2 separate regions of the Homo sapiens genome follow, and region 1 is linked to region 2. Evidence: read pairs that join two places in POLR2A ChIA-PET (ENCODE). Cell type or tissue: B cell. All regions are shown on one strand. Links, peaks and the distances in the headings refer to the core of each region. The heading gives the core; the rest is flanking DNA. Region 1 overlaps CAMKMT (calmodulin-lysine N-methyltransferase). Region 2 overlaps CAMKMT (calmodulin-lysine N-methyltransferase).

Evidence for each region. Peaks named below come from ENCODE experiments on the same cell type or tissue, not always from the same donor. Only the 100,000 strongest peaks of a DNase experiment are listed, where the experiment ranks them.
Region 1: POLR2A ChIA-PET joins it to region 2 with 7 read pairs; 4 of 35 experiments call an interaction of 5 or more read pairs at or near these places.

The regions. Positions count from the first base shown.
Region 1 is chr2:44,709,700-44,725,796 of GRCh38, forward strand. CAMKMT (calmodulin-lysine N-methyltransferase) reads left to right here. Exons shown (of 11, transcript NM_024766.5): 7 at 5,588-5,654. Among named protein-coding and RNA genes, the nearest start is that of LINC01833, 220 kb to the right of the region's middle. In B cell, for the core only: no CTCF peak of the experiment used is centred there; no DNase peak of the experiment used is centred there; H3K4me3 peaks cover 991 bases; H3K27ac peaks cover 2,868 bases.
Region 2 is chr2:44,762,253-44,778,349 of GRCh38, forward strand. CAMKMT (calmodulin-lysine N-methyltransferase) reads left to right here. Exons shown (of 11, transcript NM_024766.5): 10 at 4,178-4,309; 11 at 9,784-10,340. The coding sequence ends at 9,861. Among named protein-coding and RNA genes, the nearest start is that of LINC01833, 170 kb to the right of the region's middle. In B cell, for the core only: no CTCF peak of the experiment used is centred there; no DNase peak of the experiment used is centred there; H3K4me3 peaks cover 322 bases; H3K27me3 peaks cover 1,221 bases.

The DNA of each region.
Region 1 (16,097 bases), core at 3,707-11,706, 52 kb before region 2:
AACAAACTTATTTAAAAATTACTGTTTACATCTTTCCTTTAAAATTTTAGGAAGTCTAAATTATATAGCAGTTGTAGGATATTATTCAAAAATTACTTTCTAAGAAGTAAAAGTGGATGTCAACAAAAAAAGGGGGAGAAACATTGCCAGAAGCCAGAAAATCTGTTAGTAAAGCTGCTAATTATTCTTAATGGGCAAGATGAGCACATTAAGAAACAAATGAATACATCAGTGAAATGTAATTGAAAATTGGCCTGGCAATGGCATATCGCATCTGAGTATTGGCCTGTATATTATTCTTATCATTTTAAAAATTATTTTTTTTGTTCTTGGCTTCTGAATTTAATGAATCCAACTGAATCTTCTTAGTCTCTTAAGCTTCTAAGATTCTGATTTTTACCTTTTTTTAAAAAAAAAAACAGCATTTCCTGATATTTCCTTTTAATTTTATATTATTTCTATTTGTTTTAGTATGTGAGGCAATGAATGGATTGGTTCTGAATCTTTATATCACAGAAGCATGTCAACCAGTTTTGAGTTTATTTATTATCTCCCTAAAATGTATCAGATGGATTGCCTATGTCTTCTTGAGTTTTCCAACTTGACTCTGAAAAGCTAGATGTTGATCTGAGATTTATTAAACAGAGATGTCTGGAAAGATATTAAGACTTGAGGTAAAAATTTTTAAGTCACAAATATTTTCTTAGATTCATGGGTAGTTTTCCCTAAAGTCTCCTTGATCCTTAAACTGCATTGCTGGGTCTACGAACTCAAAGCCCCCACACCTGAGAGCTGCTCTTCCCTACAGATGCCATTTTATCTGTACCCCAAGAGAACAAAGGATAAATTAGAAATGGGATCATTTGGTTTGTCCAGTTCTCAAATTTATTCTAAAATAGTGTGAAACATGTTCCTTTTCTTTTTTTTTTGGCAATGCCCCTTTAGTGTCAAGAAAGAAATCTTCAACTGCCCACATATAATAATTACTCCATAAGGTTTGTAACTTGTGATAACAATGACCTAGGAATAGGAGAGAGACATGGTATACTGAGTTATTATTGATGCTAAGCCTCTTCTAAATTATAATGAATAAAAGTAGAACTCCTGAAGGTGAGCAACCCTCTCTGGCTACAATCACTAATGTGCCCAGCACAAGCACCCTGCCTTAGTAAACATCTAGCAGTTCTATGCAGAAAATTCCAATGTTTGGTGACCCATTTCTCTGTAAGCATCTTATCCCCAAAGTATGCACAGTGTGGATCATGATCTTGAACTTAGGATTCTCCAAAAATGGGTAAATCCCCTGTGCTTTTTAAAGGAGACACCCCTGGTTTAACATTATTTTTATTTAATACAATCCCTGACTTGAGTAACTAATAAGTGAAGCTTCGTGTGGGCTGTGCAGCCTGTACCATAGATGGTTAATAACACGGAAATCCCGGGCCATCTTCCTGTGTCCAGGCTTCTTCTTCCAATGCCGGCTGTACTTCCATCTACTGATGAGTCATAAGTAAACTATATGTGCCTCAGATTGGGTAGCAGCACAACAAATATGTATTTTTTGGAATTAAATTAAAATTAATTCAACCAATATTAATGGCATGTCATTACAGGTGCTAAAGATACAATAGTGAACAAGATAGGTCTAGTACCTATCCTTGTGGGGCACAGATTTTGCCTTGGCTAGAATACATTTATATACATGAAGGGCAGAAGTTCTTTGATAACTTTGGTTATTTAAATTCTACAGTATAAATGTTCACATAATTAATTCTAACTTTTTTTCTTCTCCTTTTTGTGGAGAATGAGGTCTTGCTGTGTTGCCCAGGCAGTCTTGAACTTCTGGGCTCAAGCTATCCTCCTGCCTCCACCTCCCTAAGTGTTGGGATTACAGGCGTGAGCCACTGTGCCCGGTTCAGGTAATTAATTCTAAGCAGCAGGAAAAGAAAATAAAGTGTAACTGCCAAACCTCATGTTAGTTACTTTACCCACCTCTTCACCCTACCAAAGCTTTTGCCTGAATTATACACTAAGATAATGAATTGACGTGAATTGGGCACCTACTGTGTGCCAGGCCCATCACACGTGATACTCCATTAAGCCTAACAAATAGGTATCATTACTTCTGTTTTAGAGATGGAGCTCAGAGAGATTAATTTATCCCAGGACACGCAGCCCCCAAATATTAGAACCAGCACTAGAAGCCAGGTTCATTTGACTTCAAAGCTTATGTTTTTTCGACTTAAACCATTCTGGGTCACCAAAAACTAAAATGATTTGGTGAACGTCATCTTGCATTTCCTTACATGCTCTGGAAATAAAGGCCTCTCATCCACGAACATAACAATTGGCATTGCTAACAGAGTTTATAGTACCTCTATGGTATCTTCTCAATTCATATGAGTAATAAGCACATTTAAGAATATTTTGCAGCCTTAAATTAGCAAATATTGCCACATTAAGCATTAAAAAAAAAACTTGAGAGATCAAAATGAATAGGGTTTATATTATAATCTCATAGTTTCCTACCCTCATTTTTGGTATTCCAGCGAAAATAAAGATAACATAAACCAAGAAAGTGGTGCTTTGTGAATCACAGTGTTATTATTTTTGAAATATCTTCTTGCTTAAACAACATGCCAACTCTCAAAATATATATATAACTACTGATAAATAATTGCTAATTGCAGGAGGAGGCTGATATTTTTAACAATATGATGCATACATATAACATGTATATAATTTGTTTAAATTACTATTATATAAAAATATTTTTTAAGAATAAAAATCAACTGAAACAAAATTGAAATGGAGCCCTACCTCTGAACGGGGCTTTATTTGAGAAGAAAACCTAGAGTTAGAATTCCGGTTTCTTTTTAGCCACAAACATATATCCTGTAGCTCTGGAAGTCCAGTTGCCTAGACAAGGGGATTGGAGGCAATTACTCTGTATTCATTTAATCAGAAATCACATTAAGGCTTTCTTTGCACCCAGTCCCTCCCACTGAAGTCCTCCAGAAGGTGGGTGCGGTTCAGAGAACACGATTTGGCCCGTTGTGTTGAACACTATCCTGGACATATCGACTCAATGTGATTGGATTTCCTTTATTACACTGAGGTGACACAGAAGAATGATAAAATCTATTATTGGACAACACAGTGCCGTCCAGAAGAACCATCAAAATCTGACCTAAAGTAAGGGGTGGGGAGCAGGATGTCTGAATTTATCTCTTAAGGTAATATTTTAATATACTGTTGACATTTTTTCTTCTCATGCTCATTTTAATATTTAAAAAAACCTCTTAAACCACAAAACTTATTTCCTGTCCAGTTCTAAAAATAAAGCAGCCTAAATACTGCTGTCGAATTTTTTTATTTAAAAAATTGCTTCTAGAATATAAATACATATGTTTGCTTCAGCCTGACCACCTGGAGTCACAGGTTTATAAATTGTATAAAAGTATATAGTGTTAAGATGTTTACTAAAAATTATTAATAGGTTTTCTGAGTTATATAATTTAACTTCCCTGAGACTATTTTATAAAAAGTATTACCTCCACTAACAAAATAATATGTTTTGCTTGATAGATTAGTCATGTACTCATACGACTCTACAGGTGTACTGGGCACATTATGGCATGCGGTTGGATGCCATGGAAACTCTAAGGAGGGTGTGGCCAGAGTGTGGGGGAACTTAATCAAAAACAGTTGTCAGCTGACTCTTTACTAATTTTGTTCTTCTCAGAATAAAGATGTCAGCTGTCCTTTTCTGCAAGACATTTCATTTAGAAGACTTTCCTGAAATAATTTCTTCCTGAAATAGACAGAACTGTAGGCCGATGTGTCATTTTAGTTAATCAAAACAAGTAGGCAAATTAGTCTCTTTTATTTTTTTAATGAATGTAATTTAACGGTATTTAATTTGCATACAGGAAAGTTCACCCAGGAAAAAAAAAGTCTGCATTATAGCACTTTTGTAAACCTCAACAAAGCCCTTCATTAGCAGACCTAATTGATTTTTCCTACCCACCCCTGGGGGAAGAAAGCTATCACAGTACCTGCTTATTCACTCAGAGAAGAAATGGGTGTGCCTGGTGGTTCAAGCAGAGATTTGGGTTAAAAAGTCCTGTGGCTCTGTTTTTGCAGGGAGATCTTGGTCAATGCTTGCTTTGAGCATTCAGGAAATTTGTTTTTCTGAGCAATAGGAGAACATCGCTTGTCTGCTTGGTGTCCTCCCCATGGGCCCAATTTAGTTCAACTTGCAGCCTTCACTGGAATTATTTTATTTCTTGTTTATGTAAACCTGCCTTATTCCAAAAGAGGGATTTTGAGGCTTCTTACCATGACACATAGAATATATCATATAAAATGAATGGGAAAGTGAGGGCAGTTGGAAATTGGAAAGCCAGGAAAATATGATGAAGCCAGGAATAGAGGTCAGTAGAGAAAACATACGCAACAGGGTCTTTTGTGGTTGTTAGAGTTAGGCCACACATTTGGCTCTGAGTTGCACAGGTGCTGGAGCAAAGAAAAAGAGGATCAACTCTAAGAGTTATAGTGCCAGGAAGTGGAAGCAACATCCCTTGATCTGCAGACCAGCCTTTCCTGGTGCTGAAACCTGACTATTTTTTCCAACAGGCCCTTGTAAATATGGCGCTGGGTGATGTAATGAACCAGCTCCTGAAAACATGTCTTCCATAAATGTGGCTCTTTTGTACAAGTCCTTCCATGCCAAAGGCCATAGCGTAAGTCTGTAAAGACAGTTCTTCAGGGGACTTTTCACTCAACTGACTTTCTTCAGTAATTCATTTTCTCTCAAAGATTCTCCAAGATTTTCTTCATCTTTTTCTTCTCACTTCCTCCCAAGTGTCATCCTGCTGCTCCTCTCCACCCCTCCCTAGCAGCATTTAGGAGATTGGAAATACTTCACACTGGAAAGTCTCAGGAGACTGACATTGCTCTCCCTGCTGACAGAGAGGCTTGCCTTTGGACTCCTTGCCCTTTTAAGCAAGTAGGACATGGCACCTATGGGACAGTCATTTCCCACCAGCACTCATAACTCTGGGGCTTGCCATGATGATCCATCTCAGGTGATAAAATGCAGCCCAGGGAAGTAAAAGAGCTTGCCTGTGGCAAGTCAGCATCCTGCTTCACACCTCACATACAGCTCTTCTCCTTTCGCTGTGCTCATCCCATGTATGATAAAAAGATTGGCCAGGCGCAGTGGCTCACACCTGTAATCCCAGTATTTTGGGAAACTGAGACAGGTGGATTACCTGAGGTCAGGAGTTCGAGACCAGCCTGGCCAACATGGTGAAGCCCATCTCTACTAAAGATACAAAAATTAGCTGGGTGTGGTGGCTCATGCCTTTAGTCCCAGCTACTAGGGAGGCTGAGGTGGGAGGATCACTTGAACCCAGGAGGTAGAGGGTGCAGTGAGCTGAGATCACGCCACTGCACTCCAGCCTGGGCAACAGAGCGAGACCCTGTCTCAAAAAAAAAAAAAAAAAAAAGATAACTGTTTCTGGACCTTTTTTTTTGGTCACTTCACAATCAGTGCAGATGTTTTCTTAACTGTGTCCTGTAGATGTGCAAGACATCATCACAAGGAATCAGAAGGCTGGTGTGTTTAAGACCCAGAAAATATCAAGCTGGTAAGATACCTTTCTGCATTAAAAAATTCCCATTGAAATTGCTTTTCTTGATACTATGGATGGTTATTAAAAATAATAATAGCTAACATTTATTGAGCACCTGCTGTGTGTCAGGCACTGTTTTAAGCACTTTACAAGTATTATCTCATTTAATGCTCATTGGAATACTATGAGGCAGACAGACACTCTCATTAGCTCCAATTAATAGATGAGAAAACAAGATAAGTATATTAAACACTGGGTTGGGGATGATTTATGATTATACAGTATGAGGTTGGGAGAAGCCAGGCCTGGGAACTCCTTAAATGGCTCTCTTCCAGTGAGTCTCAGCCTAGGAGCAGTTTTGCCCCCAAGGGGACTTTTGGCATTCCCTGGAGATATTTTTTTTTGTTGTCATGACTTGGTAGGAGAGCGGGGAATGTTGCTACTGGCATCTAGTGGTAGAGACCAGGGATTCCACTGAACATCCTATGTTGCTTAGGACACCCCCGTACAACAAAGAAACATCTGGCCCAGAATGTCAATAGTGCCAACACTGAGAAACCCTGCTCTGTTTCATGATTTTAAAATAGTCTAGGTGTCCATTCGCTTTTAGATTCTGTTAATTCTTATACAAACTAGGAGGAATGCTTGCTCTTAGCCACAACAATGGTGTGTTCTGTGATGCTACATTTTATTTTTGCCCTGTTGGTAATGGATCTAGAGAAGTGAGTAATCATTTCATAGTTTTCACATGAAACAGCTGTATTTGTGCATTTTTTGTCATTCATTTAACCACAGACTTTATTAGAATAACTCTCTGTTAAATTAATTGTTTTCTTTATTACTGTGAAGCTGTCATCATTTGGTATTTTGAATTTTCCCTATGGTAAAGACACTTTCCCACCCCAACTTCCCAGTTTGATTTTTTTTATTAGTTATATAAACTACTCATTAACAGACAAAGCCCACAGACTGATTTCTCTTGGACACACCCACGATACAGCCCCGGCAGCCAGTGATCTTGGTGTGCTGGCTTCGGACATGAAAATAGCTACAATGCTTAAAAACCAAAGTGATGACACATATTGGTGTGAGGCTATGGAATAGCAATAATTTTTTTCTCTTATATTAATTGGTGAATGTAATGAAGTGTCCATAGTGTATTTTTAAATCCTGTTTAAAATGTTGGGAGTAAGCTGGTGGCACAGGGGACAGCATATTCTGTGTTTCTCATATAAATGAACAAACCACTTCTGTTTCCCAGAAAACCTGGGGTAGGTTGAGAGAAAGAGAAAGGGTCTGCCGTTACCTGTGGGGTCCTCATTGTTAGGACAGCCTTTCCTTCACAGTGCAGACGGCCTTACCCTTCTGGAGAGGACTTCGTTTTTGGACATGATTTTCAACCTGGTCTTTTAGTTATCAATCAAAAGTGCATTTTCTATGTTGTCCTCATTTACATTTATTTAATGTTTAAGGTCATTTGTGAGCATTTGAGTGTATTTCAGCATATGGAATCAGGGAATAATAGATTTCAGCTTCATGCTGTGAAGAGAGATTGTGTTTTTACAAGACATAATGTTGTTTACTGGGTGTTAATAATCACTAATTAATAAACATATCTAGACATCTAAAATGTTGCATTTTGAGGAACAAAAATGTCAAGTGTTTAACTTATGGAGTGCAATGGTATTTTCTGTCATCTCTTCATAAAATAATTAAGTTACATAAACAAGCAAAATGTCATTATTCAACAAAGGACATATACCAAATGCTTAATACATGGCCTTTGTTTCTATTTTTCTGTTCTCAAAAATGCTATTTCTAGATATATTGCTCTGATATGTACCTGGACATATAGACTATATGTCAATAATAGTCATATAGAAACCTCCAAGATGAGGATGGGCTTTTTTTGTCATCTTCATCTCATACTAATTGTGGTCAGTTTCTTTTCTTTTGACCCCTGTAAGCATTTTGTTCAAAGTCTACTAAAGCACTTTCTAGTGAACAGGTAGATGAGTTAGTCCTTGAAATGCCTTGATCTTATATTAAGGAGTGACCTGATCACTTAACTGTCAAGAAGCTAAGAGAAATGGCCAGCCACTGATGTAATAATCAGTATTCTCCCTCCATCCACTGCTTTCCCACCCATAACCAGTACAATGTGATGAAAGTATTAGTTCCATGAGAGAAGAAATAAAAGGAAGCCATTCACAAAAGAGCTAAGATAGAGTTCAATATTCTTTTTTAGTGCCTCAGTGCATATGCAGAATTTCTCCTCCAAATTGGAGATGTGGAATAAGAGTAGTGACAGATAACTAAGAAGTATTTACCATAGCTATAAAGCCCACATGTGAGCCAAATATTTCTGCTATTAAATAGCACTTCAAAGCTTGACATGAGGTTTGTAACAGCTGAATGTCTCTTGTGACTTCATTTGCAAAGAAGATGTATAAGCTGAAAGGAAAGTCGTGGTATGAGAACTATAAGCCTAAGAAATGGTATTTAAAAAAAAAAAAAAAAACAAGCTGCCCAGAAATTTGACTGGCACCCAAGCTCCTATTCCCACTACTCCGATGATGTTCTCAGTAACTATCAGCATTTCTCCTGCTACCAACCTCTTCCTACCTCTTACACAGGGGCAGACCCAGGTTGTGTGGGGCCTGAAACTTATTTTGAGGGCCCACTTAGGAAGAATGAATTCTATTATACCTTACTTTGATAAATTTTACAGAAATATATGACCATGTGAACACATTACTAGGGCTTGTCCAAGGGCCTTGGAAGGGGCCTTGCAAGAGGCTCTGACGCTGAACCTTCATTAGCTTCACAGTCAATCCACCTCTGCTGTCATAAGCACCACCATCCTTGCCTAAAGTAACTCTTCTCTTAGCTACCAAACTTTCCTGCTCCCTCTATCCATTTTAATCATAGTCTGATTGTAGCTAAATGTGAAAGACATGCTGGTGAAAGTCTGGAAGCCTTAGCCCTAGCTGAATCTAAGATCCACATATATGAAGAATTATATTCATTACATCTCAGCTTAATGCAGTCATTTGGTTTATTTGTTGTCCATCCATGCAGCCATCCATTCACTTAACAAGTATGTCCAAAGTACTCTGCTTTTGAGAATATAAATATGCAGTTATCAAAAATAATTCTTGAACAAAGGAAACCATGCTACTAAATATAGCTAGAGATTGATGAAAGAGCAAGGATATTTACAGTATCTCAATTGTTGGGTTTATCTAAAGCTGTCTTCAAAATTGTGACTGTTTAACAAAGAACCATTTGGAGCTTTTGACGTCTACGTATTTCTAGGTCTTCCAGAATTAGTGAATAGCGTCATTCTCTGGTTAATATTAGTTGAGAGTTCTTAAAAAGTCTATTAAATTTACCCTGCTGTGATGATGTAAGTAAGTTTCACTTAAGAATGTATGTATCTTTGTGTGAAAGTTGCTAGTGAATTCAGGTTTATGACCTTTATTATTCTTTGATAATCCATGAATTTTAGTAAACTATGGAACTTGTGTTAAGACTTTTTTTATAACCCAAACTTTACCTTTATGTGGGCCCCCAAGATTGGTTATTGGTCCCATTGCCCTATTGCTTTTTAAAGATTTATGCCTCCTCTGAGACTCAGTTTCCTTTAGAGGTTAAAATGGGGATGTGGAAAATGATTTTTGAAAGGTACGTTCCAACCAAGTAGAATCCAGTGGTTGATTTTCCTGGGCCTTCTGCAGTCTGCCCTTATATCCACATCTCATCTAGCTGCTGCCTCCTCTTTTGGTTACCCTGGACCCCTCACTTGCCTCCGACAGATATGATCTCTCCATCTCTAGTCTTTGCCATTCTTGTTTCTCTCCTCTTCTCCATCTAAATCCTTCCTTCTAGGATGGCTCCACTGCCATTTTCCCCTTGCCTTCTCAGCCTACCCTAATCTTTTTAATTTCTGCTGCCCTTAGAATAGTACCACAGTTGAACATGGCATAGTTTCTTTTTGTTCAAAGCATGTTGGCTTTGTTTGCATGTTCACTGGTTTATCTACTTGTTGACAAATATTTTGACCACCTTCTGTTTGCCAAGTCCTATTCTAGATGCTAGAGATGGAGTGGTAAACAAGATGGAAAAGGCCGTGCCTTCTTGGAGTTTATGTCCTAGGGAGGGAAACAGATCATGTTCTTGAAGGCAAGAATTCTGCTTAATATGTTTTTGTACTCCCTGAAGCAATTAGTACACTTTATCCTTGGTATATGAAAGCTTTTAAAATTGGTATTTAGAGAACATTTTGAAAGACATGAATCCATAAGGCTTATGGAACCAAACCATTTTTAGTAGAGGAAAGTCAAGCTCTAGAGAATCAGACATCCATTTCTACATCAGATAGCTGACTTTCATTTCAGTGTTGGCCTCTTCTCAGGCATGCGCATGTAGTGTCTGTAGACAAACTGACAGTGTGAGTAGGCATTTATCTGTTCTTTGTCAGGTTGAAGAGGAAGGTTAGTAGAAGGTAACTGAGATAAGGAAGCTGAAGGCTCTCTTTAAGAAATTTTCTGATAAAATATACCTGTTAGTGAGTTTTGCTAGAATTATAGTAACAGAATCCTGAAGACCGCTGAGAATTCTAGAGATGCCACACTCCTGTTTCCTTCTGTTGCTATCTTGGCTATGACAAAATGAAATTATCATGTGTACTTTCTGTTACTAACATAACACTGTTGATTTGCTTAACAGGTTTATAGATGGGCTCATATCCCTACTATTTAGTGTTTTGCACTGAAGACACCAACTCCCATAAGAACGTTAGCCGGTTCAGCTATTTTTGATAGAGTTATCCTTTTTGTATTAAAATGAGCCAGACTTTAAAATAGGAGGATGCTGTATTTTTAGGGACCCTCTTAAACTACAGTCAATTAAAAATTAAGGCCTTTTATTTTAGAATAACATTGTATTGATTCTTTGGATTTGCCCACTTCTACTTTTTACCAAGGTCAAAATCTCACTACCAAAAATAGGCCAGGTGCTGTATTGATAGCTAGGTATGCAAGTCAGACTACTGTATTCTCTGTGAAAATGTCTTCTGGTTTTAAGAGAGAAATCCTTCTCCCTTCACAGAATTTTATATTGCAGAAGTTACATATCAATAAAAATATTTTTATTTTCAAAGGAGTTCTTCACTTAAAAATAGAGCCATCTTAAAAAACTTTTTTAGAGAATGGCCACATGATAAATCATTGTTAAACAATCATTTATTTTTTACCTTAATAATGGACATTAGTTTGTTTTCAATATTTTGTTATTATAAACTGCTGCAGTGAGACACATCTTTACATAAATTATACATTTGCAAGTGTGTCTACACAACAGATTTTCAGAAGTGGATTGTGTCTATTTGTACAACCCTACCAAACTGCATAATTTTTGTCACTATAACTTTGTAATATATTTTCATATTTCATATTTACTAAGACTTGACATTTTAAAAACTGGGAGTCTTTCTATGCAAGAACAGGTATTCTCTTTTTAAGTTTTTAAAGGTGTTTCACTAGCATTTTTATTTCTCTTAAGTTTATTTTTAGAAACTTTTTGTTGGTCTTACAAATAGGGTTTTTTCTTCGATTATATTTTCTACTTCCATTATGTTTTACTATGGGGTTTGATATAGTAAGCGTTTAGTCACCTCAGTGGGTTATTGTTTTGAATATTTTGCAGGTTTATCCTCTTGAGTTTTCCAAACAAACAATCACATCATCTGCAGATGATGACAATTGTAACTTCTTTCTAATTCTCATACCTCCTTTTTCTCTCTTGTATAATTTTATTGGATAAAAATATCCACCATGATTATTAAATAATAGGCATCTTTGAGTCTGACTTTGTTGGGAATCTACTAATTTTTCACCATTAAGTATGCATTAGCTTTTGAGTTGAGATAAATATGATATTTTTTATCTTCTTAAAATTTCTTAAGAGATGTTATCACAAGTAAATATGGAACTTTAGCAGATATCTTTTCAGCACCTATGGAGATGTTCAAATTGCTTTCCCTATTTTATTTGTAACTATGACAAATCATATCAAAAGGTTTCCTAATATTGAAACATCCCTGCATTTCTAGTAGTTACTTATTCACAGTGTCTTAATTCTTCTTTTAATATGCTTCTGTGTTCTAATAACAAATTATCTGAGATTTTTGAAAATTACAACTTTATTGAGATATAATTTACTTACTATACAAGTCACCCACTGAAAGCATATATAATTAAATGGCTTTTAGTGTATTCACAGAGTTGTGCAAGCATCACAATCATTTTAGAGTATTTTCATCACCCCCAAAAGAAAGCTCATACTTGGCCAGATGTGCTGGTTCACACCTATAATCCCAGCACTTTGGGGTGCCGAGGTGGGAGGGTTGCTTGAGCCCAGGAGTTCGAAATCAGCCTGGGAGTTTGAAATCAGCCTGGGCAACATAGTGAAACCCCATCTATTGAAAAGAAAAGAAGAGGAGAGGAGAGGGGAGGGGAGGGGAGGGAAGGGGAGGCCCTCATACTCATGCCCCTTCCTCACTCCTCCCTCCTCCCTTCCAGGGCTAGGCAACCACTGATCTATGTTCTGTTGCTATGCCTTTGCTTATTCTGGACATTTCACATAAATGGAAGTGTATAATATGTGGTCTTTCACATCTGGAATCTATTGCTTAAAATAGTGTTTTTAAGGTTATTCATGTGTAGCATATATCAGGGCATTTGTCATTTTTGGTACTATTCCATTGTATGGATAGACCACACTTTATCCACTCATCAGCTGATGGACATTTGAGATGTTTCCTTTTTCTTTTTTCTTTTTTTTTTTTTTTTTCTATTCTGGATAATGCTGCTATGAACATTTGTGTACACATTTTTGTGACAAGTTTCATTTCTCTTGGGTTTATATGGTCACATGGTAACTATATTTAACCTCTTGAGGACCTGCCAGACTGTTTTTCAAAGTGGCTGAACCACTTTAAGTTTTCTACCAAAAAGTATATGATGTTTTCTGAGCTGCTTGCTTAGATATTCATCAGTAAAATTGGTCCAGAATTTTCTTTATTGTGCAATCTTTGTCTGATTTTAAATAGCACTGACATAATAGCTATTTAAAAGAATTTTGAAGTTTGTCTTATCTTTTGAACCACCTCTTAGTGGGTTGCCCTACACTGCTACCATAATTCTAGATCAGAACAATTTTTACCCCATTATTTTGTACGTGATATTTGGAGATATAGTGGCAAGAAAGAACAAAATTACATTAAAAAATGCACTGCACTTGAAAGTATGTAAGTTTGAAACATTAAAAAAAGGAAGAAAAATAAATGAAAACACCAAAAAGCAATAAATAATTTTGTGATTTCATCTGAGATGGTATATAATTGTACTTTCTAGTCCATTCATTCTAATATTTTGTTGTCACTTTGTTTTGCTACTATGTAAGTTAATCAGCTGTCATAGGATCAGAGATACTTGAAACGGAAAATATAATTAGTAAAATAATTAGTACCTTTCATTTCAAGGTCTTGAAACCCTTTCTAGTCCTCTTTAACCAGTGCAGAATATACTGGTCCCCAGCATGAGGGGGGTCTGAATGTTAGGAAAATATCCCTCTTTTGGACTCTGAAATAAGTTCATTTCTGCTAAATTCCAAACAAAAACACAGAGCTGGGATCAGTTTTAAAGTCAGTCCAGAAAAATGTAAGTGATAAGCTGGAACAACAGTTCTCAAACTTTGTTCTCAGAATCATTTGTAGAGCTTGTTATGACACATTCTAGATCCCCACACCCTGAGAGACTGAGGCAGGCCTGGGGTTTTGCATTCTAACAGGTAACTCTGACGCCTGGTCTGGAGCCCTCACGTGGGGACCACCAAACTAGAGTTCTCGCTGAGAGCTTCTCATTCAATTCTGCAGTGTTCCATTGCTTTAAAATTGTTCAAATTTTCTTGCCGGGAGTTGTAGCTCATGCCTGTAGTCCCAGCACTTTGGGAGGCCAGGGTGGGTGGATCACGAAGTTGGGAGTTCAAGACCTGCGTGGCCAACATGGTGAAACCCCACCTCTACTAAAAACAGAAAAATTAGCCAGGCGTGTCGGCGGGCACCTGTAATCCGAGCTACTTGGGAGGCTGAGGCAGGAGAATTGCTTGAACCTGGGAGGCAGAGGTTGCAGTGAGCGGAGATCACACCACTGCACTCCAGCCCAGGAGACAGAGCAAGTCCATCTCAAAATAAATAAATACATACATAAATAAATAAATAAATAAATAAATAAATAAATAAATAAATAAATAAAATAATAAAGTTGTTCAGATTTCCATTCATTGAAGCCACTTCCATCCACTGTATTTTCTTGCTTATTTCGTAGATGTTATGCACTTACAAGAAAGGAAAGGACCTGACTTACAGTCAGCTCTCATTTGTCTGGAATTCATTAATCTTACAGGTCTTCTGAGGTAAACATTTCATTGAGACCTAATTTTTCTTCCCCCTCGCCTTTCTCCCAGCCTTATTCCTAGTCCAGAAATGTAAAATAATTTTGTTTCATGATAAAATCAATGAAGTTGATCAGATAATCTGTTTCAAGGAATTTACATATGTGAAATCCTGTTTTGGTTAATCTGTGATGTTGCTTCCTTCTCTGAGATAAGGGAAGTGTTCTTAATCAAGTCTGTCCTTAGGGGAACTGTCACTTCTCTGGAATGGCACTTTCTTTAAATGCTTGGGACTAAAAAGCCTAGGCCTGTGGCTAAAGAATGTTCTAGCCAGGTGCAGTGGCGTGTGCCTGTAGTCCCAGATACTAGGGACGCTGAGGCAGGAGGATTGCTTGAGGCCAGGAGTTCAAAGCTGTAGTGTGTCATCATCCTGCCTGTGAATAGCCACAGTACTCCAGCCTGGGCAACACGGCAAGATCCCCTCTCTTAAAAATTTTTTAAAAAGAATATTCTAAATGTAAATTCATACAGGTAGAGATCTTCTGAAACGAGATTTTCAAAGTGGTTCATGACCCATCATCACCTGTAGTGCTAATTTTAAAAACAGGTTTCCAGACATCACATAAACCTTGCTGAAGCAAACTCCATAGAGTTGAGGTTCATTTGAACAATCCGACATTTGAACAATCTGACAGTTGAATCACCTTCTCAGGTGATTCTAATATATCTGAAGCACAGAGCATGCTTCGAGAAGCCCATTTTATATCCCTGGATTGTTGCTCAGATGAGTAAACTGAAAGCGTGAGAGTGAATCCATGGATAGCCTCTGTTTGTCATTAGAAGAGGCATTTTTTCACTCTCATGTGAGAGCTTTACTCCCCACATTGGACTCTGAATTTCTATGGTATCATCTTAGTGAAGATGTGACCTCAGTGGAAAGGGGAAAGTTGTATAGATAAGAAAGTAATTCTGATTCGTTTCTTGTCTACATCACAGCTTTTAGTTGTTGGGATTCAACAAGAAGCACATATCGGAGGTGGACAGGCCTGAGGGGATAGTCCAACCACAGCTCTCAACCAGAAGTGGACTGTGTGTCCACCTCTGCACTGTTTGTAATCATATGGGACATTTTTGTTTTATTGTCACAATAGCTAAGTGCTATTATGGTACTGGGAAGAGCAGCAACTGTAAATATTCTGCAATGCAAGGGACAGTTCACCACAATGAAGAATTGTCCTGTTCCTCAAGACTATCCCAGCTGAGAAATATTAGTTCCAGACTAGATGAGAAATGGAGATCCAAAAATATTGCCTGGATCTCTTTTACAGCATTGTCTTGCTTTCTGGACGTGTGTGTGTGTGTGTGTGTGTGTGTGTGTGTGTGTGTACCTGTATGCATGTGAGTGCTATATCGGTCTTACATACATTCTTCTTTAAATAAGGGCATGGAATTGATTTTTCTAATGAATAAAAGTTTTTTGCCTAAAATATTTTACTAAGTTGCTATTCTAGTCCAACTTTTATTATTCAGTTCAGTGCAATGAAATATAATTTAGTGTCTGCTATGTGTAAGGTACTATGATGGGCTTTTTATGGGTTATAAAGATTAAGGTGAGGTTTCTGCCTTTAGTAAGCTCAAGATGTCCAGACAAGAGATGGACATTTCCCCAGCTACCAAGTTACAAGACAGAGTCTGCTCTAATTGAGTTAACCATGCTATGTGAGTATAAAGAGATCTGCCAATTCAAGGTGGAAGGATCTGAGAAAGCTTCATGAAGGAGGTGGACCTTGAGCTGTGATCTAGCAAATTAAAGATAACGAAAGGAAAGAAGTTGAAGTGGGCATTCCTGGTATAAAAGGCAGGGAGGAAATAAGAGGTAGAAGTAGAAAAGATGTGTCCAGCCAGATTTAGCTATTTGTGATAAATAGAGAGAGGCTAGAGGCAGAAAGACCAGTTAAGAAATCATCACACTGGGGTGAAAGGGGAGATGAATGAGACAGA
Region 2 (16,097 bases), core at 2,906-10,905:
CAAGGTGGGAGAATCGCTTGAGGCCAAGAGTTCAAGAGCAGCCTGGGCAGCATAACAAGACCTCGTCTTTATAAATGACAACAAAGAAATAGAAAATCAGCATAAGCTTAAACATAGAATTGGTATTTAATAGTTTGGTTGCTAGGAAGTGAAAAAGGAACAAACTAAATGTGAGACTAGTGCTTCCTCTGTCTTGGTCTTCCTCCCCTAATGCATTTTATTGGCATAGCATATTCCTTTTAAAATAAATCTGAAGCTGGGGGGAGTGGGGAGGGATAGCATTAGGAGATATACCTAATGTTAAATGACAAGTTAATGGGTGCAGCACACCAACATGGCACATGTATACATATGTAACAAACCTGCACGTTGTGCCACATGTACTCTAAAACTTAAAGTATAATAAAAAATAAAATAAAAATAAATCTGAAGCATACCAATTTTTTCCAGAAGTACACTCCCTTTAATGTGTAAGTATAGATTAGTCTAGCAAAATAACAACAACTGAGCTCACAAGGTAAGCAGTATCTCTGTGGTTTAGTGGAACTTCTCCCTCTCCTCTCCAGGAATAAATGAATTCTCTTAAATTTCTGCTCATCAGTCAAAGTGTTACATTCAATTGAGTATTCATTCTGCGTTTAAAATAATTCTGCAACGGAATGCTTAGAAAGTTGTGCTTTGGCAAATTGAAAATAATTTTTCTAAAGTGATGGGCTAATTTGAAATCCATATTCCTTTTCTGGTTTTGATTTGTGCAGCTGAAATCGTAAAGCATATCCCTCTGATGGTACTGTTCCCCCTGTGACGTGTTCTCTCCCCTGGGGATACTGGGGTCTAAACCCATTCATTATGGGGAGGGGGAGATGCTGGCACTCAGTAGGGCTCAGTGAATGAATGGATGATGGGCTCTTTTCCATCCTAACTATTAATCCACCTCTCAAAGGTGTCTGTATTCAATGAACTGAAAAAGAAAACAAAACTCCTAAGTAGTTAGAGATTAAAACTACTGCCCAGTCTTTCTCTTTCTCGTGGGTACAGTGTTGTGCACAGAATGCTGCTCTCTAAAACCCCATCATAGCAGCTGACTCTGTAAAAGCTTCTCGGGAAAATCTTTTCAAAGGAATAAGCAATAGAACGTGGCTTTTGAATTCCCAAAGACTCAAATTCTTTAGATTACTCAACTTCTGGATTTAGTTTATTGTCTCATCAAATATTGACTGAGTGCTTACTATGTGCTAGGCACTGAGAAAACGTAGTGAATAAAACATTAGAAGATCCTGTTGTCACGGAGTATGCATTCCAGCCAGAGAAGACAGGGCAATAACAAACAAGGATACAATGTGTGTCCCTGGTGGTAAGTGCTAAGAACAAAAATAAGCCCGGCGAGGGACTGGAGAGTGATGGGGCAGGGGCTGCGTTCTGAACAGGGTGGCTAGGGAAGGACAGGTAAACTGAGAGCTGAAGGAGGAAAGGGATGTTTAGGCAGAGAGTGCTGTCACATGCTTAGCTGCTGTCACTTACAGCTTACCCCAACCAGGGCATGTGGAGATGCATTGCTTTGTCAATGCAAGGATCAGCCCAACCTAGAAACCTGTAGCCTTGTGAACATGATGATATGCAGCTTAGATAATAGCTGTTAAAAACCGACTCTTCAAGTGTTACTGTGAGACAATTTTTTGCAGGTGACTTTTAAATAAAACAGCTTCCATTATTCAAAAATCCAGAATGGCAACCAGCTCTTAGAAATGACTAAAATGACCTACCAGCATTCCCTGTTGTTTTTTTTTTTCTAATGGAGACTTTTGCTGTCCTGCCGAGACCATGTATTATATCTAGTTTCACATAAAAATGAATTTTTGCTGCTAAGTTTGAAAACTGCCTGAAAATAGCAATTAATATTGAAAAAGCTGACAGAACCTTAAGTGTAGTGGCATGATTGGTGCTGCTATAATTATGTGCCTGAGTGTGTACAGGCTGATGTAAACACAGTATGAAAACACACTTGATGCTCAGGACAGTGTAGCCACGTATTTTCTTACGGGTAAGTGAGGGCGAAGGGGAGAGGGAGAGAGAATTGATAGCATTTTTAGAGCACTGTTAGGTGGTGTAGATCTTTCTAATCTTACATCAGTATAATCTTTCTAATTATTTTCACATTCTGTATTTGATCCTCACAATTTGTCGGGGGGAAAAAGGCAGGGCAGGCTTTGTTCTTCCCATTTAATGGATGAGAAAACTCAGTGGATCAGCGAGGATGGGTTAAGGTTCTTATCGACAAAATGGAGAGATTGGACTACATTATTTCCAAGCTTCCCTCTAACTCAAAAGTTCTATGATTATTTTCTGATTGTCCTGAGGTGACACCGCTGTTTAATGGTGGAGACTCCCCTTAAGTCCAGTCCTTTCTGCCACAGTTCCTCCTTATATTCTTCAAATCCTTCACTGTATGTTTAATCATCTGTAAAATGCAATGTCTACTGTACAGGTTGTTGAGAAGATCGCTGAGGGGATTAAAGGAGGATTTGTGAAGCACCTAGCACAGTGGTAGCTATCATTATCATTGTCATCACTGTTACTAATAAGGAGACATGTAGTGTAGTGGAGAGAGCATCAGTGCTGGGGCTTCTGATCATTCACTGACAGAGTTGATAATACCTACAACATAGGGTGGTTTAAAGACTAAAGGAGGGTTGGGCACGGTGGCTCATGCCTGTAATCCCAGCACTTTGGGAGGCCAAGGTGGGAGGACCACCTGAGGTCAGGAGTTTGAGACCAACCTGGTCAACATGGCGAAACCCCATCTCGACTAAAAATACAAAAAAAAAATTAGCCAGGCGTGGTGGACTGTGCCTGTAATTCCAGCTACTCAGGAGGCTGAGGCAAGAGAATTGCTTGAACCCAGGAGGCAGAGGTTCCAGTGAACCGAGATTGCACCACTGCACTCCAGCCTGGGTGACAGAGTGGGACTCTGTCTCAAAAAAAAAATGTCTAAAGGAGATGATGTTTATATGAATGCCTAGCCCAGTGTCTGACTACACTATACCTACAACATAGAGTGGCTTAAAGACTAAAGGAGAGGATATTCATATGAATGCCTAGCACAGTGTCTGACTACCAGGTGCTCAAGAAATGGCTGGCTGGTGTGAATGATAAACCACTCTTCATAAGAAACTCAGATATATTTTCATGATTCCCTCAAAACCTAAAGAGGCATTTCACAGAGGTGAAGTGTAACCTTGAGAGTAACAGAAGCATATAGCCATCTTTATTTTTTTTTTTAAAAAAAAAAAAGGAGATTCTGAAGTTTGGCCATTCTGTACACATCTGAGAGGGAGGAAAAATCCGCATGCATCCAATAGTTAGCAAATGGTCATTGTGAAGTTTCATGTCAGATGGTCTTCTGAAATCCAGTACATACTTTATTCAGTTCCTCCCATTCTCCCCACTGCAACAATCACATAAGATTGTGTGGATTATTTAGAAAAGGCTGTTTACCCTCATTATACCACTTTCTTTGAAAAGCAATCATGTGAATACTATGAGGAACTGCTTGGCTATAGTGATGACCATCATGAGGGATTCAATAAAGTTGGAAACCAAGATCCTGGAGCCTGTATCTGACAGCGTGGTCACAGAAAAGGCTAGGGCAGGACTGAAATATGAAAACTCTCCAAGAGGAATTGTGGTTACTTGTCTCTATGAAGGATTTCTTGGTACTGAATTTTCAGGGTGCAAAAAACTAACAGATGTAAGCATCTGTTGTCACATGCCCCAGGACTGTGTTGGGGAAGCGTTGGCAGGTGCTAAGGAGTCACAAGGTGAATGGCACTGCCCTGGACCAGTTACTCTAAAATCTAGTCAATGGCTTAACCCACTGGACCTGAGACAATGCATATTGTTCGGAACACCGGCTTTCAACCACATTTTGTTTTTTATAAGTATTATTTGAAAAAGATAAAACACAGCAACTGGCCATTTGGATGTGAAATCGATTCTTATATGATATACATCTCTCCTGGAAATTATTCTCACTGTGAATGTCCATCCTGCATAGACATCTCAAGAACAATTGAGTTTTTCTACTTGAGAGCAGTACATTAAATGCTTTGACCAATGTCTGTTATGTTTGGTTACCTTCCAGTTTTAAAATATGTGAATTTCCTTTTTACTGTTCTAGGGGAAAGCGATGGTATTTGCCCCACGCCGAGGGAATACTTTAAACCAGTTTTGCAATCTAGCTGAAAAAGCTGGTTTCTGTATCCAAAGACATGAAAATTATGATGAACACATTTCAAACTTCCACTCCAAGGTTAGTTTTCTGCTTGTGTTAGATAACACTTTAATCCGCATTGCATTTTGAAGAGATCATGGTCTTTTTGGCAGGTAACCTAAATATTTGATTAAAGTACTCCTTAGATGTGTTGCTTCTGAACAGCTATTTGTATCTGATTATTTTGTGTGGTAAAGCCATCTTTTATCTTTGCATGTCTAGAAGGATTTTACAGAAACCATTCCTGTTTACTCTTTTCTCTGAAACAAACTAATCTTTTCATTCATAATAGACTAATTTGTAGGATGTAAGGGGAGGTGGCATAGAATGAATAACATGCATTTATATTTTAATGAAAAACCTTCAGCTTTTAAGTAGGTTAAATGCTTAGCCGCACTGAAATAAATAGAAGGTGAATGTCTAATTGTATCATGTTGGACTGTAAATCTTTATCTCTGCTTGCTTTATAGCTGGGTCAGTTGGCAGTTTGAGACTGTTAAATCTCATACAGAATTTCACAGTTGTGGGGTTATATGTCAGATGGAGGCACTACAAGATTTAGGTCAAAAGCACTTATCTGAGAGTGATTTCTAAGCCTGCTTACATAAAGCAATGTTATCAGCCTTTTTATTATTTATAGGTATAGACCAATATAGGACACTGAGAGGCGAGTGTTTCACTGAAAACTTTTTAGGATTCTCACGTTTGCTAGTAGTACATGTCACAGTGACTAGTATAACATGTATTATTTCAGTAATTTTGTGCCTTACGGAAATCTCCCTTCACTGAGCTAGTCTGACCTTGGCAAGAGACTTTAACTTGTCATGATTTCACAAGTTGTAACTGCAGAAAAATAAAGGCCCGAGCTTAATTTTCTCCTGGGACAATGTGAACAGCATCCTTTATTACCCAGGACTGTAATATAATGTAGAAGTGTGTTGGCTTTTGGAAAAATATATGAAAAATTAATCTGATCTTCCAAGCAAGAGAAAGAAATTCTCACTTTCTGAAAATGAATTTATTTATTTGAATCTTTAAGGTTCCATTTAGCCTCTGGGGGAAAAATGGTGCTTTGTGAACTGAAAGAGTTACATTACATCCTCTCACTGGTGGAGTCAGGCCCATTGCTCATGATCAGAAAATAAAAACAGGATGGTATGTGATTCAGATCTTACCAGCCTCTCTAGAATGATGTTTTCCCCTTTTCAATCCCTCCCCCTAAAAAAAAGCGGGTCTTTACCTGGTAGGAAAAGGGTCCCTCCTGGCTCCCTGGACTCCTCCACCCAAAGGAATAATGTGGCTTTCTCTCCAGGGTCGGGCTGGAACTACAAGGATCAGCTGACAGCTGCTTCAATGTCGTGCCATTCACTTTCCCCCTAGAACAACAAATGCTTTTAGTTTCCCAGTGACAGCTCAGGAGAGCAAAGGCTTGGGTTTCTCCACCAGCAAAGACGTTCAGCATTGTGCCTGATACCCTCCGTCTCCTCCCTGAAAGACCTGAGGAGCGTTGGGACATGCCAGGCACGCCCACCTCTCCTCTGTCTGGAACTTTAGAGTGTTAGCGCCTGGTGGCCAGCACACCTCCTCTTTTTATTTCCAACGTTGTACACTACCCTGCTAAGTGAAGCACATAAATAAGTGGCTTTATTTTTTCTCTGGTCATAATTGCTGAAAAGTCAAATTCACAGTTTGCTGACATTGGTACATTGGACTAAGAAATAGTTGTCTTCGTGGTTGGGGGTGGGGAGAGTGTAGAACCCTAGGAGAATATTCTGCAGAGTTGGCACATCCTGGATAAAAGGTATAAACGGGCGCCCATGATATATATATATATATATATTTTTTTTTTTTTTTTAATAATGAGAGCTATTTCAGCTGGTGTGGGGTTCTGCTTCTAGCAAAAGAATGCCTCTGGTCCCTCCTGTACCTGCCCCAGCAGCGGGGATACTGTGTGCTGACCGGGCTGGCACGTGCAGTTGTGCTCCTTTGCAGGAGAAGGAGCTCGCCCAGAGGCCGGAGCAGTGAGCCGGGGGCCACGCTGGAGGGAGCGGGCAGCGCCGCTGCTCCTCGCCCATCCCCATGCCCTGCAGCAGGGCGCGAAGGCGGAGGCCCAAGGCAGCACCCCTGCCCCTCCAGCCCTGCCCGCCCGCCCGGGGCTCCGGGACGCGGCCGCCGGGAGCCTCCACCCTGGCGGCTTTTGTTGGCCGCGTGCTAATAGCCAGGGCTTAAAAGTTTTCCATCTTGAGCGGCAATCAGCTTTCTTCCTCTCCATCTCTGGCCAAAGCCCCCTCGTCCCTGGGACGCGCTGCTCCCCAATGGAGGAGCGGCGTTTTCCTTCAGGCTGCGTGTTATCCTCTTAGCCCTACTGTGTTGGAATAGAGCGTAACCAGCTGGAGGACTGTAAGACGCCTGATAATGCCGCTCTTTTCCGCTGTCCCGTCTTAATCTTGTTACACAAATGGTCGTGAAGAGATTCATGAATTTTAATTTTGCCCTCTGCATTAGTGCCTCGCGTCACTCATACACAGCTGCCTTCGAAGCCGAGTTTTTCACCCCTCCTCTTACAACAGGGGAAAAAATTAGTTACTTGGCAGTAGTGCAAGGTAAAAAAAAAAAAAAAATCTACAGATTTAGGCAACCACCCATGAAGCTGATTAACAGTCAGTGATCAGGAGGAACAGCTTTGCCTCTTAAACTTTTCACCTCTCATTGTTAACTGTGAAATTTTATTTCCGTTAAAAAGCAAGCCTGTAATCAAAACGGTGCCATTCCGCACTTTTCTGCCAGTGCTTTTGTTAAACTGTGCCCACACCATGCAGCCAGTGTGCTCAGGAACCAGGCAGCCAAAGGTGTAGCATGTTTTAAAAATATTGCTTTTCAGTCCATCCTTGCAAGGGGAGAAAAATAAAACACTTCCCTCTCCTCCCCAGCCTTTTGGTCTCCTCAAGGCTGAGAATCAAATTCATTGCCCTCATAGTGTGGTTCAAAACCTTTCGGATAGTAAGATAGCAAATCGTTTTGTAAGGTAGAGATGTGACTTCGAGATTACAGCTGGCTTGATGCTAGTTGGTAAAAATACTCTCATTCATGCAAATGTTCTTTGAAATATAATTTTACATGCCGTGGGTTTTTTTTTTATAAACTTTCGCAAAACCACCCTGAAGTGTTTATTTTTCTGTATTTTTGTACATAGCTCTGAAAATAGGCTTGGGCTGGGCTGTGAAGTCAGTACATTGTGTTAAAAACACGGCCATATTGCACTTCTGCTTATCTATTCAAAATGCCACATTACAAGTGGCTGGTGCTTATAATCTGTGTGGTGTGCTGTTGATAATTGTGGATACTGTAAAGGGTAAACAGTCTGAACTCCACTCCTGCTGCTGCTGTTCACGCCGTAGTAAGGCTGAGCGTGTTACATCCAATTATGAAGTAAAGCATAATGCTACTAATAGCAGCTATATAATTTAGTTTAGTCCTCAAAGACCCTGTTTTAACCTCTGAAATTGGAAAATTATTTTATTCATGATTTGCTTTTTCTTCATTTTCTTTCAAGGTGCCTTTTGATATTTGTCAAAATTGTAATTATTAATTGGGCAAGGAAGTACAGCCTGGGTAAATGGAATTATTCTTAAAACTCATAACATTCCCCCATCGAAGCAAGTATTGGCTAAGAGCTTTGTGTGTGTTCAAGTACCCTCACATAACAGACTTGCTTGATTCAGAAATGATCCAGGGCTGGGTTATAGTGTTGCCTTTGAGGGTTGTCAGCTCTTCCCCATTGTGGAAAGGTCTCACAGGCAAGACGGGGCTGGCCCCTGGCCCCTTTCAGCAACGAAGCCTCCACTTTGGCCTCCAGAGGTCAGCATAGAATCCAAGTTAAAAGTGATTTCTAACCCATATTTACAGAAGAATTATTTATCCCACATATTACCTCAGGGACTTTATAAAGAGCTCATTTGAGTCTCTGTATATTAGTGCATTGTGAGTGAGTAGGTCAGCTGACTGCCACTGAGTAATCAACTTTCCCTTATCCCCAATCCCCAAGGAAAGAATTGAGCTAGCTTGGTCCTCTCTTCCCTCTGTAAAATACTTCAGTGAGCTCCCTCTATCACTAGGGCAACTGGCAACAAAAGTATTTACAGTGGTAAGTCCCGGTCAGTGGGTATGGACTGGGAAGTTGGTGAAGCCATTTTCTCAGCATTTTCTAAAATTAGACTAAATAGTAAGGTTGGAGGACCTGTGTTTAGGCTTAACACTCTCGCTACTTTGGTAGCAGCAAAAATCCACAAGGATCTTCCTAAATAGACAACAAATCATCTGTACACAGAACAAACTCTGTCTAAGAAAACAGAATGAAGTCACCTCAGTGACTGTACCACCATCAGTTCTTGGGAAAGTAGATTGGAAAGTGGATTAGAAATTAAAGGCTGAATTAGCTTTATGTTCCCCAGCGGAAAAGGGGAAGTGGGCTCATGACTCCTGTCCTTAATAGTGACAGCATGTCCATGTCATGGTTTGGGAATATGATTTAGAAGGAACATGCACTTCGAAAAGATTCAAGTTAACATGCCCCAGAGGGACCAACCTGGGAGAGTGTGATGTTGAGGCCATTCATTTTGCTTTAGGGTGGGTGGAGTGGGTGGTGTTTGACTAATTTAAACAATAAAGGAATTGACTCCCTGTATAATTTAAAGAAATATTTATTTTTTTATTCTTATAATCTAAAAAGAAATTAACAATTGGCTCATAAATTCCAACTTCAAAAATATTAATTTTGTCTTTATAAATAGCAAATTTTTATTTGCTAGAATAAATATAAATATAACTTTAAAACTATTCCAGCTGAATGAAGAAAAAGTGTACTTCATATGTGAGAAACCTAACTGGATTTTAAAATCTTATCACAGAAATATCCTCAGAACTTCCCTGCACAGTATGAACAGGAATGTTGCTAGTCTAATTGTTGGAGTATGTTCTCCTCCTCAGAGAAAAGAATTTTTGAGTGACTTATTATTAATGTTAAAACCCCTAAGAAGCACCTGGAGAGCCTTTGCAGTGTCTTGGGCCCCACAAGCCTTTCCCTGTGCCCAGATGTTGCCACGGACTCCAAGCAGTGATCTGAAATGCCCGCCTGCCTGAATAGTGTGGCATTGGTCAGAGGCAGAGGGTACAGAGAGCAGAAACTTCTATGTCAAATGCCCAGTCAGGTGATGATGAATGAGCCCCAGCTCTGCCTTCTGTCAAGTGCCTCACAGTTTATAGAGGTCAAAGTGCAGTTTGGGTATTTATGAAAAAAACCCTACCCACCCCCACCAAAAACAATCCCCATGTTAATGTATAGAATTGTCACATTAGTGCCACTGAGAACTACTTTGAGTTGCTTTTCTGTGATTTATTTTTCCAGAACTATATATTTTGGTGTAAAAGTCATCATGATACTCAACATTAATATTGACTGGTAAAGATCCCTAATTGGAGTCCCCTTACCTTTTTCTTTCTATTATTGTTTTCAGTTGAAAAAGGAAAACCCGGACATATATGAAGAAAACCTTCATTACCCGCTTCTGCTTATTTTGACCAAACATGGATAGAAGATTAAGCTTCTCAAAGACGAAGAAACGTATCAAGTGCATAGGGAATATTTTTACAAAAACGGAAATCTGTAAGGGGTATAATCGCCTGCCTGCGCCCTTTGCAGCATTTCACGTGTGGGCTATGGACTCCACCTGTCCTCACCCACGTTATTCCCCAGCTGCCCTCTCCAGCTCCCTCCCCGCCTCTTTTTACACTCTGCTTGTTGCTCGTCCTGCCCTAAACCTTTGTTTGTCTTTAAATGTGTATAAGCTGCCTGTCTGTGACTTGAATTTGACTGGTGAACAAACTAAATATTTTTCCCTGTAATTGAGACAGAATTTCTTTTGATGATACCCATCCCTCCTTCATTTTTTTTTTTTTTTTGGTCTTTGTTCTGTTTTGGTGGTGGTAGTTTTTAATCAGTAAACCCAGCAAATATCATGATTCTTTCCTGGTTAGAAAAATAAATAAAGTGTATCTTTTTATCTCCCTCCAATTAATTGTATTAAATCCGCCATCCCTTTCTCTGTCCCTCTCTCTCCTTCTTTTTTTCCTTTTAAACAGTATGTTTTTTTTCCTATAGATGTATAAGAAATGACTACATCAGCCCAAAGCCTCATAAACTGACCGTTTGTCCTCTGGACACAATAGCGTGGCCAGCCCTCTGCTCCTCCTCCCCAATTATGTGTGATTAGTCTCAGTGTGCTGTGTCAAGGAGGGGGAGTGTGCTGAGTGCTTATTATCTGTTTAGGTACAAGAAGAGCACATTTAGGCTCTGACTATGAATGAAAAGTGAGCCTTTATCAGGGCTTAAATCTAACTGCTGCTGTTCTCCAGGCCTCTTTCAAAATAGGTCCTTCCCAGAGAAATTTTGAGTAAATGGTTGATAAACCAGATTGCAACCAGGGGGAGTTTTTTAAAAACTCAATCACACAATTATCTTATTTAAAATAAGTATATATTGTTATATGCTGTGATTCAAGTGTATGGTAAACATTTAATAGGTGCTACCTAGGATTAAGAGAGAATGACTTTTCTGCAGGGAACCCAAGCTTATCCTTGCCTAGTGCATCCATGAGATGCTCTAATGCCTTTTGTGGAAATTCAGATGTTTATCTGTAAGGAATCATCTGTGCCCACTTTAGCAGTAATGTCATTAGTAGGTTAGCTATATATCCTCATGTCTTTAGTACAGGCAAAAACATGTATTCAGTGTGATACAATTAAAGTGATAGGTGAGAGACTGGGGGTGCATCCTTTTGCATGTTAAACAAACTTAGCTGTCATAAAAGCAGCGACTCTCAAATGTCTTCTCTGCTCACTTCTATCATCAAACAAATTTTTCACCATCAGTTTGCATGTCCTTGTATTCACCACTTTTTCTGCTCCATTAGAGCACCTAGATGGATCTCAGAAGGCATAGGTCAAGTCGCAGTTAGATCATACATTTCTTTCTCACAAAAACTTGAATTGCAATGCCAAGTGATGGGCTAACATCACAATAACAGCAATTTATTCCTCTTTGGATAAAACAGCAGTCTATTCTCAGTGCTAGATAAAGACCAGGGCAATGCAAACCAGCCATTTAGCTGAGTAGTTCAGCTAGTGGCAGCTCTCCTTTGGTGACTGTATAGGTTGCACACTGGCTTCATATTTTCTTGTTTAAAAATTAGAATTTGGCATGTTTTAAAAGGCAACACAAGCCATTCCATTTATACTGGTGAAAATACAGCAAAATTATTTCCTGTGTAAAACCTGCAACTAACTCTGCCAGACAAAGAAAACGCATCCCTGTAGTAGCACCTAAGATGGTCTATTCTTTTTTCTTTTTAAATATGGAACAGCAGGACTATGAGAATATTTTCTTTTTTCTCTCAAGAAAATACGTGAATTGGCAAGAATTCAATTTGTATTTGTGTGTTGTGGGTGGAGAAATCCAGTGTTTATGTCTCTGGGAGATACTATATTTTAAAAAGTAAACTAGGAATGTATTTTTTTAAATATCTGAGAACAGTGTTTCAGAATTGAACTGTTGCTACCAAGAGATACGTAGTAAGGAAATTCACTTATTATGTAATTAAAACCTAGAGAATCTCCTATACAATGTTAAGGGTTTCCTAGATCTGCTCTTCATGGGATCCTCACCTGGAAATCTCTGTAGTCCAGGTTCTTTGAAAGTTTGTAAGAAATGTTCTATATTATTGAATAATTTTAGTTTTTATTTTCCCGAAGTTTAATGGAATGCCGATACTGAAAAGTGAAATAGAGCAGCTTTGAAAGTTTGTCCATTTACATTTCTTTTGAACTTTATGATTATTTCTATGAGTCAATTGCAATTGAAATGGCCCATTCCATAATTGCCTATGTAATTATGCATGTGTTTGTTTCAGAAAGGAAGCCTGTCTGCTTAGGAAATCCTAAGAATAATATTTCTTTTCTTTGTGTACCTTTATCTTCTGATAAAACTCATGATTTTCCTTTGTCATACTAAGTAGATTTGGTTGGATGAAAGAATGTTTCTAATATTGCCCGTGGTCAGTTCTAATGCTGTGAGATGAATAGCTACATACAAGTTGGTTATAAGAAATATATTTTACTTTATAGCAAGACATATGCCATGAATTGGGATAAAAGTGCTAGAAAAGACTACCTAAGAGGTTGATGCTATTTTGTATAAATTGTGTATTTTGTTGGCTTTTTGACTGAGCATGAAAATGTAACTTCCATTAGGGAAGGGTAATTTAGGTGCTCAGTATTCAGCAGAAAACTTGTCAGGGCCATAAAAGCTTTTCTGGCTAGTTCCTCGGGTGTTTTCAGAGAAGAGCTGCCCGCCCCTTGCTGATTTTCCCTTTGGCTTCAGTATGGGCTGAATTTACCACTGCATACCTGTTGAATCAATTTGGGGGATCCAGCAGTTAACTGAGTGAATGGAAGGATTAGTTGCCCTCTGGAGCCCTATTTCAACAGCCAGGTGTCTGTCCTAAACTAGTTAACTGCTTTTGACAGCTGAAGAACCTGGTTTTAATACCAGAGGCAGGAGGTAGTGGTGTTTTTTTCCATCTCTCTGCTACCAAAGTGGGGCAACCTGCTCATGAGGGTTAGGTGGTTTTTGTTTTTTAATAGGAACCTAGCTTCCATGGATTTTCTTTGTGCTTAGTCAGCATTTGACTTGTTTCCAATCTATGCCAGACAATTCATTAGCATTGTCTGGCAAGAACCTCTCACTGGACTCTGGGGGTGGGGCAGAATGCCCACATAGGGGAGAGAGTCAAAGTATATGTACAAGCATATACACACACACACTCACAGGAAAGATTAAGCTATTTAGACCCGAGATCTGGGCTCCAGCCGCCAGATTCCAGGTACATCCCCACCCTAGATCAAAATCCCCTGAGTTCAGGCTGTATGAAACATCATAATTATGTTGATTGTATACCATAAAGAAAAAATGGATTTGAAAGTCAGGCTGATTTTAGGCAGGGTAAATATGTTTTCCTGAGTGGACTACTTCCAAATTAGGAAGGATCCTGTTAGTGTTTATCAAACCATTAAGCCTGAAATGCCACTTTTAATTCTCACATTTCATTTTACCCAGAGAGCTTACCTTCCAGGCTGTGGCTAAATGCTCACAGTGTTCTCTGCCCTGGAAGTCTGTGCATTTGGAGTCTGTATTTTGCTTTTTTTGTCCCCCTGACTTTTCAATTAATACATTTTTTAACAGATAAAACAGATCATACCGTGACTTTTAAAATGTCAACAAGCTTGTAAACAGAAATGTAATAAAATGGCTAATAGGAGATTCAATAGTTAATAGAGGGCCTGAAGTGTGAGCAAATACAGTAGCTGTATATTGGAAACTGTGCAAGTGAAGATGGCTTTAGTATTGCAAACTGAGGAAGAAAATTGTTTTTAATTAGCACCTTCATAAGAACTGCTGATTAATACTGTTTTGTTTGGTGAAAAGCTTTCAGCTGAGTAATTTGTACAGCCATTACAACAGTTTTGTTAGAGCGGGACTCCTGTTGTTAAACACAAACAGCAGATGATAATGGTGGAAGATGAGTTTGTCATGTAACAATTTACCTTATTGAAAAAAGCTTTATATAAAACCCAATACAGTAGGTACCAGCAGAAATCACATATTTTAAATCCTTCCAAAATTGCAGTGTGCCATGCTTATGGTTTGTTTTTTCCTCAGGGCTAGAAGCAGATTTTATATCATTTATAAAATTATATACACAATTTAAAGGTGGTGTAGCGTGGACAGACCACTTTCTTAGCAGCAGTTTACATTGGAGCAGTAAACTGGCATGTATTCAAACATTTCCTAACTACACAAAGAAGGTGGAAAAATGGAAGCCTAATTAAATAATGTTACTCAAATGTCAATTTGCATTGCGACTGGATGCAGGGAAATAAGAATTGGTGTTTCTGCCTTAAGTGGGTTTATCATGTATAGGATCTTAAAAAAAAAAATCTCAACAGAAGTTTAAGTAACCCTTTTTTTTTTTTTTTTTTTCTGGTGATGTTTTAACTGACCCAGAGGAAACAGTGCTCAATCAGTGAGACCTGACCAGAGAATAAGAGGCCGATTTCAGTGAACTCCCATAAAATGGATATTTTGCTAGCCAGAAGCATGGGAAATTGTGTGTGTGTGTGTGTGTGTGTGTGTGTGTGCTTAAAATAAAATCCAATGGTAAAGCATATTTGCATTAAAATATTACGCTAACCAAGGCTGGTAAGAACTGTAAATTATTGGAGTGGCGTAATAGAGCATGAGATTTTTTTTTTTAAGACAGGCCTTCGGGGTAATAGCAAGGGTTGAGGCTCACGACAGTGCCAAATAAGCTTTAGACAGCATAATAGTCTGCAAAGAAAGCCACAGAGCACTAATGTGAAGGAAGAGCTGTCCACCACATGCAGCAAAAATCACCAAAGGTCATTTTATGGTAGCAATTGTGACATAAAATTGGTGGTCATGCTACATGTCTAATACTCAGCACAGCTTTATAAATGATGGGCCCCTAGCGATGGCTGTCATTAAGTGCTTTCATCATAATAAACTTTAAACTGTTGGCTTTATGAATCGCCAGCTAGCTTCAGCTGTTCGTTGGATGGAGCTTGCAGTGCCTTAAGTGTGACAAGACCTATTAGGAATTGCAACCATGTTTCAAGCGTACTTGGCTTCCCCACTCCTGGGGTGATTGCTGCCTATTAAACGGCGTCTGGGAAGATTTTCCTCCAGCAATCTCTGATCAAGAGCTTTTTTGGGCTTTGACCTGCATTTCCTTCAAGACTTTCTCTGAGGAGTTTTATAAGAGCAAAACTCCAGAGCATTTATAGCCACTTCTGATTAATACCTTTCCAGTTTTTCTAGCAACTCTCCCACTGCTGCATAGAGAAAAGCTTTCATTGTTCCTGAGGTGCTTATTTGTGACCTTTTTTCTGCTTCCTGATTCCCTCTAACGTGTTCTCTCAGTGAAATCCTCGGGGTGGAACCCAGACAGTTGGTGAAGTTGTTACAGCTGGAGAGACAGAGAAGGAAAGAGAGAGGCTGTTATATTTTTAAAGGATTACATGCAGAGCAGCCTGGCCCCGCCCATTTAAATACTAATGTGACGTCACCTGCCGCCCGCTGTACCAAACGCATCCTTAATGAGCCCTCGGTGTAAATTGAGCCGACACATAAAGATTTCATGATTCAAATTACACTTTCATTAACCTTTAGCATGGGAAGTCTTTTAGTTTCTATAAATCTTACAGTGGCTTACCGTCTGTCCTACTGATGTGAATAATAGATGTTCGGAGAATCACTCTTTAAAAACCAGTGTTATTTAATTTACAAGGGCTAAATACATATTTCAGACTCACTTAGCAAGAACTTTATTTACTTCTTGTTGCTTGTTCTGACTTTGAGGCCACCCCTCATCCTCCCACCCCGTTTTCTTCTGCTTGACTCAGATGTTTTGGAGATGGTAAAAGCTTTCAATGTCTAAGTCCCTGTCTTAATACTCTTATTTGTCTTTCTTTTAGGCTAAGTAGTGTCCTAAAGATAGTTCAGGGAATGTCTCAGGTGTGGACCATTACACAATTAAATTAGCAAACCTCAGAGGGCTTGGATTAGAACCCGGCAGGGAACACTTGGGGATTCGAGGGCAGAGCCAAGCTTTCTGAATGGCAGTGGCTCTCCCAGGAACAGCAAGGGTTGGCCCGCTTGGTAGTCTCAGTCACAGACTTGTCTTACCAGATAAAG